Linked DNA regions of Homo sapiens: region 1 is linked to region 2. Evidence: chromatin loops called from intact Hi-C (ENCODE). Cell type or tissue: heart right ventricle. All regions are shown on one strand. Links, peaks and the distances in the headings refer to the core of each region. The heading gives the core; the rest is flanking DNA.

The links. Hi-C counts contacts between places; a loop is a spot of excess contacts. Peaks named below come from ENCODE experiments on the same cell type or tissue, not always from the same donor. Only the 100,000 strongest peaks of a DNase experiment are listed, where the experiment ranks them.
Region 1: it touches region 2 in a loop (2.2-fold over the local background); 14 of 110 quality-filtered maps call a loop at or near these places.

Annotation. Positions count from the first base shown.
Region 1 is chr5:146,112,918-146,118,301 of GRCh38, reverse strand. LARS1 (leucyl-tRNA synthetase 1) reads left to right here. Exons shown (of 32, transcript NM_020117.11): 32 at 3,991-5,268. The coding sequence ends at 4,196. Among named protein-coding and RNA genes, the nearest start is that of PLAC8L1, 10 kb to the right of the region's middle. RefSeq lists an enhancer at 2,461-2,630. In heart right ventricle, for the core only: no CTCF peak of the experiment used is centred there; no DNase peak of the experiment used is centred there.
Region 2 is chr5:146,057,665-146,063,048 of GRCh38, reverse strand. It overlaps SH3RF2 (SH3 domain containing ring finger 2), which reads right to left. Exons shown (of 10, transcript NM_152550.4): 9 at 2,825-3,183; 10 at 1-623. The coding sequence ends at 348. The region is part of intron 1 of LOC107986458 (a long non-coding RNA gene); the gene reads left to right. Among named protein-coding and RNA genes, the nearest start is that of PLAC8L1, 45 kb to the left of the region's middle. In heart right ventricle, for the core only: CTCF peaks have their summits at 1,112 and 3,009; DNase peaks (open chromatin) are centred at 3,068 and 3,478; H3K4me3 peaks cover 3,837 bases; H3K27ac peaks cover 4,650 bases.

The sequences.
Region 1 (5,384 bases), core at 206-5,205, 55 kb before region 2:
TTCCACATGTGAGTGAGATCATGCGATATTTGTTATTCTGTGCCTTTCTTATTTCACTTAATATAATGTCTTCCAGCCTCATCCATGTTGTCACAAATGACAGGACTTCATTCTTTTTTATGTCTGCATAATATTTCATTGTTTACCACATTTTCTCTTTTCATTCATCCGTTGATGGACACTTAGGTTGATTGCATATCTTGGCTATTGTGAATAGTGCTGCAATAAACATGGGAGTACAGATATCTCTTCAACATACTGATTTCATTTCTTCATTTCTTACTGGATATATGTCCAGTAGTGGGATTGCTCGATCATATTGTAGTTCTATTTTTAATACTTTGAGGAACCTCGATACTGTTTTTTATAGTGGCTATACAAATTTACATTCGCACCACACTGTTCTACTTCCTACCTCATGTATTTGACTGTTCTCAGTACCTCATATAATTGGAATCACACAATATTTTTCCTTTTGTGTCTAGCTTATTTCACTTAGCAAAATATCTTCAAGTTTCATCATGTTATATGCATTTATTATGTCCTCTCAGTGAACTAGGTACCATAGAATGATAGCTTCATCCTCAGAACTTATAGGCCACAAGAAGCAGAAAGAGCATGATAGTGGCTTTTAAAGAAAATAGATATGTGTGTGGACCCACTGGATAGGATTATATTTATTTACTTATTTTGAGATAGAGTCTCCCTCTGTCACCCAGGCTGGAGTGCAGTGGCACAATCTCAGCTCACTGCAACCTCCATCTCCCAGATGCAAGCAATTCTCATGCCTCAGCCTACTGAGTAGCTGGGATTATAGGCATGAGCCACCACACCTGGCTAATTTTTCTATTTTTAGTAGAGACAGGGCTTTGCCAACTTGGCCAGGCTAGTCTTGAGCTCCTGGCCTCAAGTGATCTGCCTGTCTCGGCCTCCCAAAGTGCTGGGATCACAGGGATGAGACACCGGCCCTGCTTGGATGGGATTATTATGATGTTATAGCACATAAAAGGATGTATTTCTGTATTGAAAATTGTATTATATTATGTTAAATCTACCTCTGTTTTAAATGTACTCAAATATAGCACTGACTAGGTTCTGCAGAATTGTACTGAAATGTATTTCCTATTTCTTGTCTTTTCTCATTGAGCCTTTGGCATAATTCTTATCTCCTTTGTCATACTAGCTGTGAAAAATATTATCTAAAGTGTCTTAAGTTTGATGTTAGTAGCTGTTGTAAATTTTAGAAAATAGAAACATTAGAGAGAGTTTGAAATTGCTATTCCTATAAGTATCTGCAGAAGAGATCTAACCTTGATACTTTACCAAAAGCCCTCAGGATGCCTTGATATCTAAAAGGCCTGAGTATATTCAGTATATGAGATGGAAGAGGAGTTAAATTCAGTAACATAGTTATTGGTCTGTTTGCTGCAATAGACAGCAAATTGTCCAATTAGTGCCAGTTGTATTGAGGGTAATTATGATCTGGGTCCGGGAGGAACTGAACTAAAACTATCATTTCATTCCACAAAGGCCACTGAGTAAACTATCTGATGGTAATAAATTTGAATCACTCACAACCCATGCCATATGTGAACTAACAACTTGGAAGTGAAAGCCTTCATTTCTCGTTATCAGTCCCTAGGGACTTAGAATCACTCTCATCTTTTCTCTAAGAGCCTTAAATCTTATGTAGTTGCAGGCTTAAATTTCAACAGTTTCAATGATAAGAGAAGTCTGGGATAAAAGACAGTTAAACCAGTAAGAAAGCTCTACGAATCTATGGACAGTAATGAACTACATGGTGAAACATCAAAGCAAATATGTTTTGTCACTTAGAAGCCTGATTGAGTATTAAGGTTTCTTTGAACTAGTTTGATTCAGAATTGCTTGGAATGATGAGGGAGGTCTGTTTTAGACAGAGAGAAAGAGTGTGTGTGTATGAGAGAGAAAGAGGCAGAGGCAGATCCGCAGTAAAAGGCCTTATGCATAAAATCTGCTGGCAGAACTTGTCACTGCATCTATAGCAAAATATTTGGTACCACTGATGTGTACGTTGAATTGCAATAGCTGTTAAAATTAATTGTATTCTTCCCCAAAATAAGATCGTGGCTGTCATGAAGATTGCGCCTGCTCTCTTCCCATTTTAATTTTCAGGGCTCGTACTGTGTCTGGGAATAGATTGTATGGTCCCTGCAGAAACTCTCCAAAGACTCTTAGACAGGGTTTGCTTTTGTGGTAGTCGCAGGTAATTGTTCTATAAGCCCCTTCTCTAAACTTCGGTCTTTGTTTCCCGAAGAGGACAGAATGCATGGATAACTTGTATTCTTGGTTGGCATGGCCGCCAGCTGCATTAAAGTCTTCTTTTATCTCTTATCCCTCTTATACTAAGCTTTGTACTCTCAAGTCAACATGAGGGAGGGTAGCTCAGGTGTGTTTCAGAAAGAAATGGGAAGTAATTCAGAAAATATCTTCTATTTCTATGGATCAGGTTAAGGATAACTAGCCATGCTACACTTCGAATGAGATATAAACCCAGAATCAGCATTTGTAGTCATTTCTGGTGTTTTTCTGCCATATAAAATAAAACCATTTGATGTTGGGAAGTCTCAGAATTGCTGAAATAAATATACTTCTTTTGGGCTCAGTTGTTGGCAGGATTGTTGACTTACAAAGTTGTTCAAGAGACAGGTGCTTTTTTTTTTTTTTTTTTTTTTTTTTTTGGTCAGGCGCTATTTTTTCAGCTTGCATAAGAGCAGATTAGGAAAATCTCAAGCAGGGTGGGTATTAGACCTCATCCTACAGCTAAAAATTCTGAAAGCTTAAATTTCTGTCCTTTCTCTGCCTTGTCCCCGCTCTCCTTGTCTCATCAACTTGTTAATACAAATACTTTCATCTTTTGAGCAAATGAGAAACTGGTAATGCCATTTCTTAGAGTAGTCATTATTTATCCAAAAGTATCTCTGAGAAAAGCTACAATTCTTGCAAGTTTAGTGTATTCCAGGGAGCTCAAGAAAGGGGTAAGTTTTAGATTTTTCGATATTCTGTACAATGGTTAATTGAAGCATATAAAAATGATTTGAGAGACCATATAGGATAATGCTAAAAAATACACACAATTCTTTCTCTCTCTTAGTTTGTAATTCCAGGAGATGTCAGAATCTCTGACACTTTGAGCTGGGTAAAAGCTGAAAGGGGATGAAGATTTGCTACATTTTAGCTTTGCTCCTGGGATTGTTTTTTTTTTTTTTTTTTTTTCCCCCCGACAGAATCTTGCTCTGTTGCCAGGCTGGAGTGCAGTGGCGCGATCTTGGCTCACCGCAACCTCTGTCTCCTGGGTTCAAGCAATTCCACTGCCTCAGCCTCCCTACTAGCTGGGACTACAGGCATGCACCACCATGCCCGGCTAATTTTTTGTATTTTAGTAGAGATGGGGTTTCACCATGTTGGTCAGGATGGTCTCGATCTCCGGACCTCGCGATCTGCCCACCTCAGCCTCCCAAAGTGCTGGGATTAAAGGCATGAGCCACCATGCCCGGCCACTGCTTTTTTTGTTTGTTTGTTTGTTTGAGATAGAGTCTCACTTTGTTGCCCAGGCTGGCATGCAATGGTGCGATCTTGGCACACTGCAACCTCTGCCTTCCAGGTTCAAGCGATTTTCCTGTGTCAGCCTCCCAAGTAGCTGGGATCACAGGCGCCCATCACCAGGCCCAGCTAATTTTTTTGTGTTTTTAGTAGAGATGGTGTTTTGCCATGTTGGTCAGGCTAGTCTCGAACTCCTGTCCTCAAGTGATTCACCCGCCTCAGCCTTCCAAAGTGCTGGGATTACAGGTGTGAGCCACCGCACCCAGCGTGGCTTTTATTTAATAATCTGAAGAAAATATTTTTGTTTAGATATAACAACCAGCGTATTTAAAACGTGAGTTCTCAGACTGCTCCAGGGTTTGAGTGACTGTAATTAAATGCTTATATTGATAATTTATTTTGTTGTAGACCTTTCCAAAGTGAAACTGATGAGATTTGATGATCCACTGTTGGGGCCTCGACGAGTTCCTGTCCTGGGAAAGGAGTACACCGAGAAGACCCCCATTTCTGAGCATGCTGTTTTCAATGTGGACCTCATGAGCAAGAAAATTCATCTGACTGAGAATGGGATAAGGGTGGATATTGGCGATACAATAATCTATCTGGTTCATTAAACTCATGCACATTGGAGATTTATCCTGGTTTCTTAGGAATACTACTACTCTGATTGTGTCTACTGATTGGCTATCAGAACCTTAGGCTGGACCTAAATAGATTGATTTCATTTCTAACCATCCAATTCTGCATGTATTCATAATTCTATCAAGTCATCTTTGATTCCTGGACCTAATAAATTTTTTTTCCCTTTCTTTGGGTGTCCAAGAGAAATGGTTTTTGCCAAACTCTTTTTAAAAAACAAATTGTTGCTATTTCCTAGAAGTTTCTGGTTTTTAAGATGAACATAAAAGTGTCAGTATGCTTCTTTTATGAGGTGTACTTTATACTTTGATGAAGGCTAAGGTGTACCTAACAGCTTTTTATAGTATATTCATTTATGGAGTTAGCTGTATTTTTTTTTAAAAAAGAAAAGTAGTAAATTAGCAGCTTTTTTTTTTAAATGAAGAGAACTTCATGATGATTTAAAAGAACTAATGAGAATATTTTGACTTGACTTCAATTACTAAGTATTTTGTATAAAGAACAAATAGGTCCTGCATTTTATAAGACTTTTTAAAGCTTTAATTATTCAACTAAGAACCAATAATGGCTTCTTCAAGGCTAATATCAATAGTTTATAAGCAGTATATTTCACCTACACTAAATATGGGCATTTTAAAAGAAGATTCCCCCCTTCCCCCCCAGAAATCTGCATTTACTAAATTTGTCTTAAGTCCAATTGTGTTTAAAGGTCATGCTGGTCGGGTGTGGTGGCTCACACCTATAATCCCAGCACTTTGGGAGGCCAAGGTGGGCAGTCACCTGAGGTCAGGAGTTTGAGACCAGCCTGACCAACATGGTGAAACCCCGTCTCTACTAAAAATACAAAAATTAGCTTGGCATGGTGGCGGGTACCTGTAATCCCAGCTGCTTGGGAGTGTGAGGCAGGAGAATCGCTTGAACCTGGGAGACCGAGGTTGCAGTGAGCTGAAACCGTGCCATTGCACTCCAGCTTAGGCAACAAGAGTGAAACTCTGTCTCAATCAATCCATCAATCAATCAATAAAATAGAGGTCATGCTGACTATTACAGATTTATTCTTTTATTCTTGTTGGAGTGTCTTTTAATATCTGCGCCATCTGTCTTCATATGAGGAAAAAATGTAAGGCATTGACTAACAGGAGAAACATTTCTAATTTTGATGG
Region 2 (5,384 bases), core at 300-5,299:
CCCTTTAGGACACCATAGAAATTCTACACAGTAACACGGGGATGACAAGAGGCCACATACTCCATGCTGGGGCATAAAGTGGGCACGACAATTTTTCACTCCTTGGTCTGAGTAAGCGAGCTTTGTGGCATCAAATCATTATGTTTGTATGTTTGGAAGGCCACGCCATCTATCCTCCCACCCAGGGCAGGAATTTCTGCTCCCACTTTTGCTTTCCTGGAGGTGAAATAGGAAGAACAAGGACCCATGCTCAAGTCCCCAAAGAATGGCAGGATGCCCTCAGTGGAGGCAGACTGTATTTAAATGCAATTCACCTCTTTGGGGTCTAGGAAAAGCCACCCGTAGGTTCATTTGCTGGGAAACACGGTCTGCGTGCCTGAGGCAGTGGACACCAGGGTTGTGGCCTTGCCAAGAGCTGACTTTCTCCGGAGGTCTGTCTGCTGTCCGGAGTGGCAGCCACTTCGGTGGGCAAATAGGACGGTCATCTCTGGGCCCAAGGACGCTGCTTCAGGCTGGGACGCCTTGAGGGTGGCTGGCTGTTCAGGCTTTCCGGAGGTGGGATGGGAGGTGTAATGTTTGGTGGGAGGAGGGCTGTAATTCTGAAATCTCACGGTTTTGACTTGCTGCAAGAGAAAGGAGAGGAAATGGACACAGGTGAGGTGGGAGATGTCTATTTCCCCATGCTTGTCCCCACTTGAAATGTCTCATTTATGTGTTCATTCTGCAAATATCTGTGGCTACCATGAGTGTCAAGTGCTAAGATGGGGGAAGTACAAGATGCTGAGAATGCAGAGGAGCATCTAACTTCAGCTGGAAGTGGAGAAGCCAGGGAAGTCTTCCCAGAAGCTTTAAATTGAGAACCACAAAAGGATTAGGACTTATCTGGGAGAAATAGGGTAGGCCGCCGCCTATAAAAACAGCCTGAGGCAAGAGGGTATGATCCCTTCTGGAAGATTAAAGAAATTTACCTTGCCTCTCTCCTCTCTACGTACTATTAAGGCCAATCTCAAGTTTTTCCTTTTCTTTGAGGCCACTCTCCTGATGACTCCATTTAGAGATTTCCATAATGGCCTTATAAATCCTTAGAGCACAGTTTGCAAACTGGACACCTGCTGGCTGAATTTAGCCTGCAGAATGTTTGAGGGTTTGATCGACTCGCCAACACATAAAAATTGGGAGATTGCATATAAAAATCAGAATTTCATATGTCTCTTAAAAAAAAAATCAAAGCTCTGACGCACTGGGCCTATGGCTCATTCTGACAACAGCTGGCTGGACCTGAGAAGCAGTGCCCCCTTTATATGAGATGCAAGGTCTCCAGTTTATGCCAATTCCCCCTCTTCCTCTTTCCTTTCACATCTCCTAGCCTGTTATATATCTGCTAGGCACCCATAGGTACAGTATTTGCTTTAGCCAGTCTCTATCTCAGGGCCTAATAAAGCGTTCTGTGGTACTGCTCAGGAATGATGTCTTTCTTCCATGTAATGCAACCCTAGTATCCCCCACTAAGATCTGAGTTTCTTCATACGTTCTGATCCTCCTAATATCTAGCCAAGGTCTGGGCATTTATGAAATGCTTATAGTTGTATCTAAAAGCTTGGAGTAATGGGCAACTGGGGCCTAGAAAACTCTGAATTATTTCTATAATTCAGAATAAGAACTCCCAACCTTTATATATGTCAGTGCTTTTTCCAATACCTTTCCCTATGAGCTGATAGCTTAGCAGTAAGAGCATGAGTTTTGCATCAGATCTGGATTCTACTCCACACGTATGTGTCAACTGTGCGGTCTTGGGTAATGTTCTTTAACTCCCTGAGCTGCCATTTCCTAATTTTAAAATGAGGATGAAACTAATGCCTATTTGAGAGGGTTGTTGTCAGGATTAAATATATGGGACACATGAAGTACTCAGCACAGTGCCTGCCAGCTTGTTAGTATTCGATAACTGGTTAACCAATGGGGGAATCGCATCCTCTTTCCGTTCTGAGGGGAATGGACGATGATGGTGGAATGATGCTGATGGCGGTGGTGATGGAGGTGGTGATGGCGATGATGTGATGATGGTGATGTTCATAAATTAAGACAGCAATAAGCATCACCTAACTTTCTTACTGTCCTCTCTTCCCACTATTCCTCCTGCTTCAAGGATATTATTGAGAACATAAGCCTTTTACAAAAACTCTCACGTCTTCTAGTGGGAAATATCCTGGACTAGAAGTTAACAGATCTGACGTCTGCCACAGAGGTCACAATAAGGTAGTTGGAGTCATTATCATTCAGTGTGACCTCGATGTCACTTACATTATCCTGTGCCTCAGTTGCCCCTTTTATACAATGCATAATTATGTGTCAAACCCTATGTAAGCACTTCACATATCTCGTTTAATCTCCACTCCATTACTGTGTGGCCATTACTCTTTCTACCTCCATTTTACAGATTATGCAAACTAAGTGACTCAGAAGGGTGAAGTATTTTGACCAAAGTCACCCAGCTAGCAAGCAGCAAAGCTAGAATTCAAAGCAAGATTCATCTAATGCCAAAGTCATGCTTTTTTTTCAAGCCACTTTTGGGCCTCAAAAGATGTATAAAATATTCAGGAAACATAAAGGCGAATCAGTAACACATGTAGGGAGGGCGTGGGTGATGTTGGGGATGTTGGCCATGGCTCAGTGGGGAGTTGGGGAGGAGGAGTGTTATGTGTGAGGATTCTTTCGAGGCTGCAATTTTGGTTCCTTGTTCACCAACACTAAAATCTCTGAGCTGAGACACTATGCATAGTACGGGATCGAAAGAGTTGGGCCCCCAATGTCACTCTGATCCTACCTTTTCGATGCCATTTCTTGAGTTTTCTGGTTTCACCAGGATGGATGGTGGGGCAGATGCGGGCGGTTTTGGCAGAGGCTCACTCTTGATGGGGATTTCTTTGTCTTCCATAATGAGGGAGCTGGCCGCGGAGTGGATCCAGGCCTCACTGCCCCTGCTGATGCACGTGAGGGCGGGCTCCCCCGTGAGGGCAGGCTTGGACCCCATCTCCACCACCACGGCTGAGGGGGAGGAGGGGATCCCCTGTGGCTGGTAGAATTGGAACTGCTGAGGCCGAAGGACCATGGTGGGGCTGCGTCTGAGGGAGCCTACCACGAGAGTGGGGATCCCGGACTGGAGGGGTCTCTGCAGGGATCCATCTGGGGAATTATAGGACAGAGAGATCAGCAGCAGGGGCGGCTGGCAGTAGGTTGGGTGGGGCTGGGTAAGCAGTGCTTCCTGATATCCCAGAATAGACAAGCGCTTTCCTAATCTGACTGCACTCACATTCTCTCCGGGTCTTTCAAAGGTGACCTTATTCTTTTTTTAGTGCTGTTTGCTGATGCTGGCAGCAAATATCTCTCTGGCTGAATGGTGTGTGTGAGTGTGTATGTGTGTATGTGTGTAGGGGGGCTGTCAGAAGGTATATTGCTTCCATTTGCCTTGTGATACACACACACACACGCACACACACACGTACACACACACACGCGCGCGTGAAGCAGACACAGAGGCAGTCAGACCAAATAGGAAACACATGACAGAATCAGAGATAGGAAATAGAAGACATTGAGAAACACAAAGGAGAGGCAACCGAGAAGAATGAGAGAGAGGAAAAGGAGAAAGAGAGGAGGAGAGAGGAAAACTCTGCCCAGCGACTTGCTGTGAAAATCTTGACAGAAGCTTTAGGCATGTGGCAGGTGGGGGTTGCTTTTTGTCGGGGGCTGCAGGGAGAAAGGGTGAGTGGCAAGGGCTAGGCAAGCACAACAGCAGACAAAGGCAAATTTGGAAAGGTTATTCCACAGTTAGGGCTGTGAGGATGGGCTTTGCAATGTCTCATGACAGAGGATCTGGAATCAGACCTCCTCCTGGAAAGCCTGGGATGAGTTAAGTCACGTCACCTCTCTGCACCTCAGTTCTCTCGTTTGTAAGCTGGAGATAATAACAGTACATCATTGGGCTGCTGTGAGGATTGCATTCTATTTGGTGTGCAAAGTATCAGGATAGTGCCTGGAATATGATAAATGCCGCATGTCTGTTAGCTATCATTATTTTTGGGTAAAGGATCACATATCCTAAAAATGCAAGGTCCAAGAGCTTGGTTTTGTCCCTTCCTGAGCTCATTGTTTTTCTTTTCCTTTTTTTTTTTTTTTTAAATTGAGATGGTCCTGTCTCAGGAAAAGGTCATTTCTTCCCCTCAAATTCTCTGGAAGGCAGGAGATCCCCATCCATTGGACATATATCCTGTAGGTGACCTGGGGAATCAGGAGTTCATTGCATTCTGTGGGGAAGTGGAGGAGACACCCATGAGAAACACACTGGGCCATTTCTCCATAGGGGCCCCTCAGCATTTAGAGAAGCTGTAGGTTTTGTCCCAGCCAGCGTTGTTAGTCCTTTGTGACACTCCAAGGACTTGAGTTTGAATCAAAGTCATTTGTGTCCAGCACAGAGGGTCTGAGCCAAGGCCACGTCTGCATCGTGACTTCTTATTAAGCCAGATGTGTACATGAAAAGCAGGACACTCGCTAAACACAGTCGGTGTCCTCAGCTGCTGCAAGCAAGACAGTCACCATCTACACAAGTGTGACCCTTTCAATTTAGACATTTATTTTTCCACTAACGGCCCTGTGGGGTTCACGCAGTCAATTCTCCTGCCATTTCTCTTTGCTCTGGAGAGACTGATAGCTTGCCAGCCTCACCTTGGGAAAAGAGAGAAAGAGAAAGCCTCCCGGACCTGGGAAGTCAAAGCAGCACCAGGCAGACATGTCCTTAGGCTCTTGTAAATGTGTGAAAAATTGGCTTTATGCCTTATCTATTTATCTTGTCAATTCCTAATTTCCAAGAGATTTAATGCTTTCTTATTACATGTGTATACAATGCAAGCAGTCGAGGCTCCATGCCAATCAAGGTTTTGCAAAGGTGGAGAGGGAGTATATTAAGGAAAGTGTGAGCAATTGCTTTCAGGATGCAACTCTGCATACCTAAGTGGTCTAGACTGAGTGTGAACATTTCTCGTTTTTTAAATCAAATATATATATATAGATAGATAGATAGATAGAGAGAGAGAGAGAGAGAGAGAGAGAGAGAGAGAGAGAGACACTAACAGCCCAGACTGGAGTACAGTAGGAGATTGTAGCTCACTGCAGTCTCAACCTTCCCGGCTCAAGCCATCCTCCTGCCTCAGCCCCAAAAGTAGCTGAGACCACAGGCAAGTGCCACCATACTTGGTTTGTTCTTTTAATTTTTTTTTTAGAGATGAGGTCTCACTATATTGCCCAGGCTGGTCTTGAACTCCTGAGCTCAAGTAATGTTCCCACCTCAGCCTCCCAAAGTGCTAGGGTTACAGGTGTGAGCCACACAC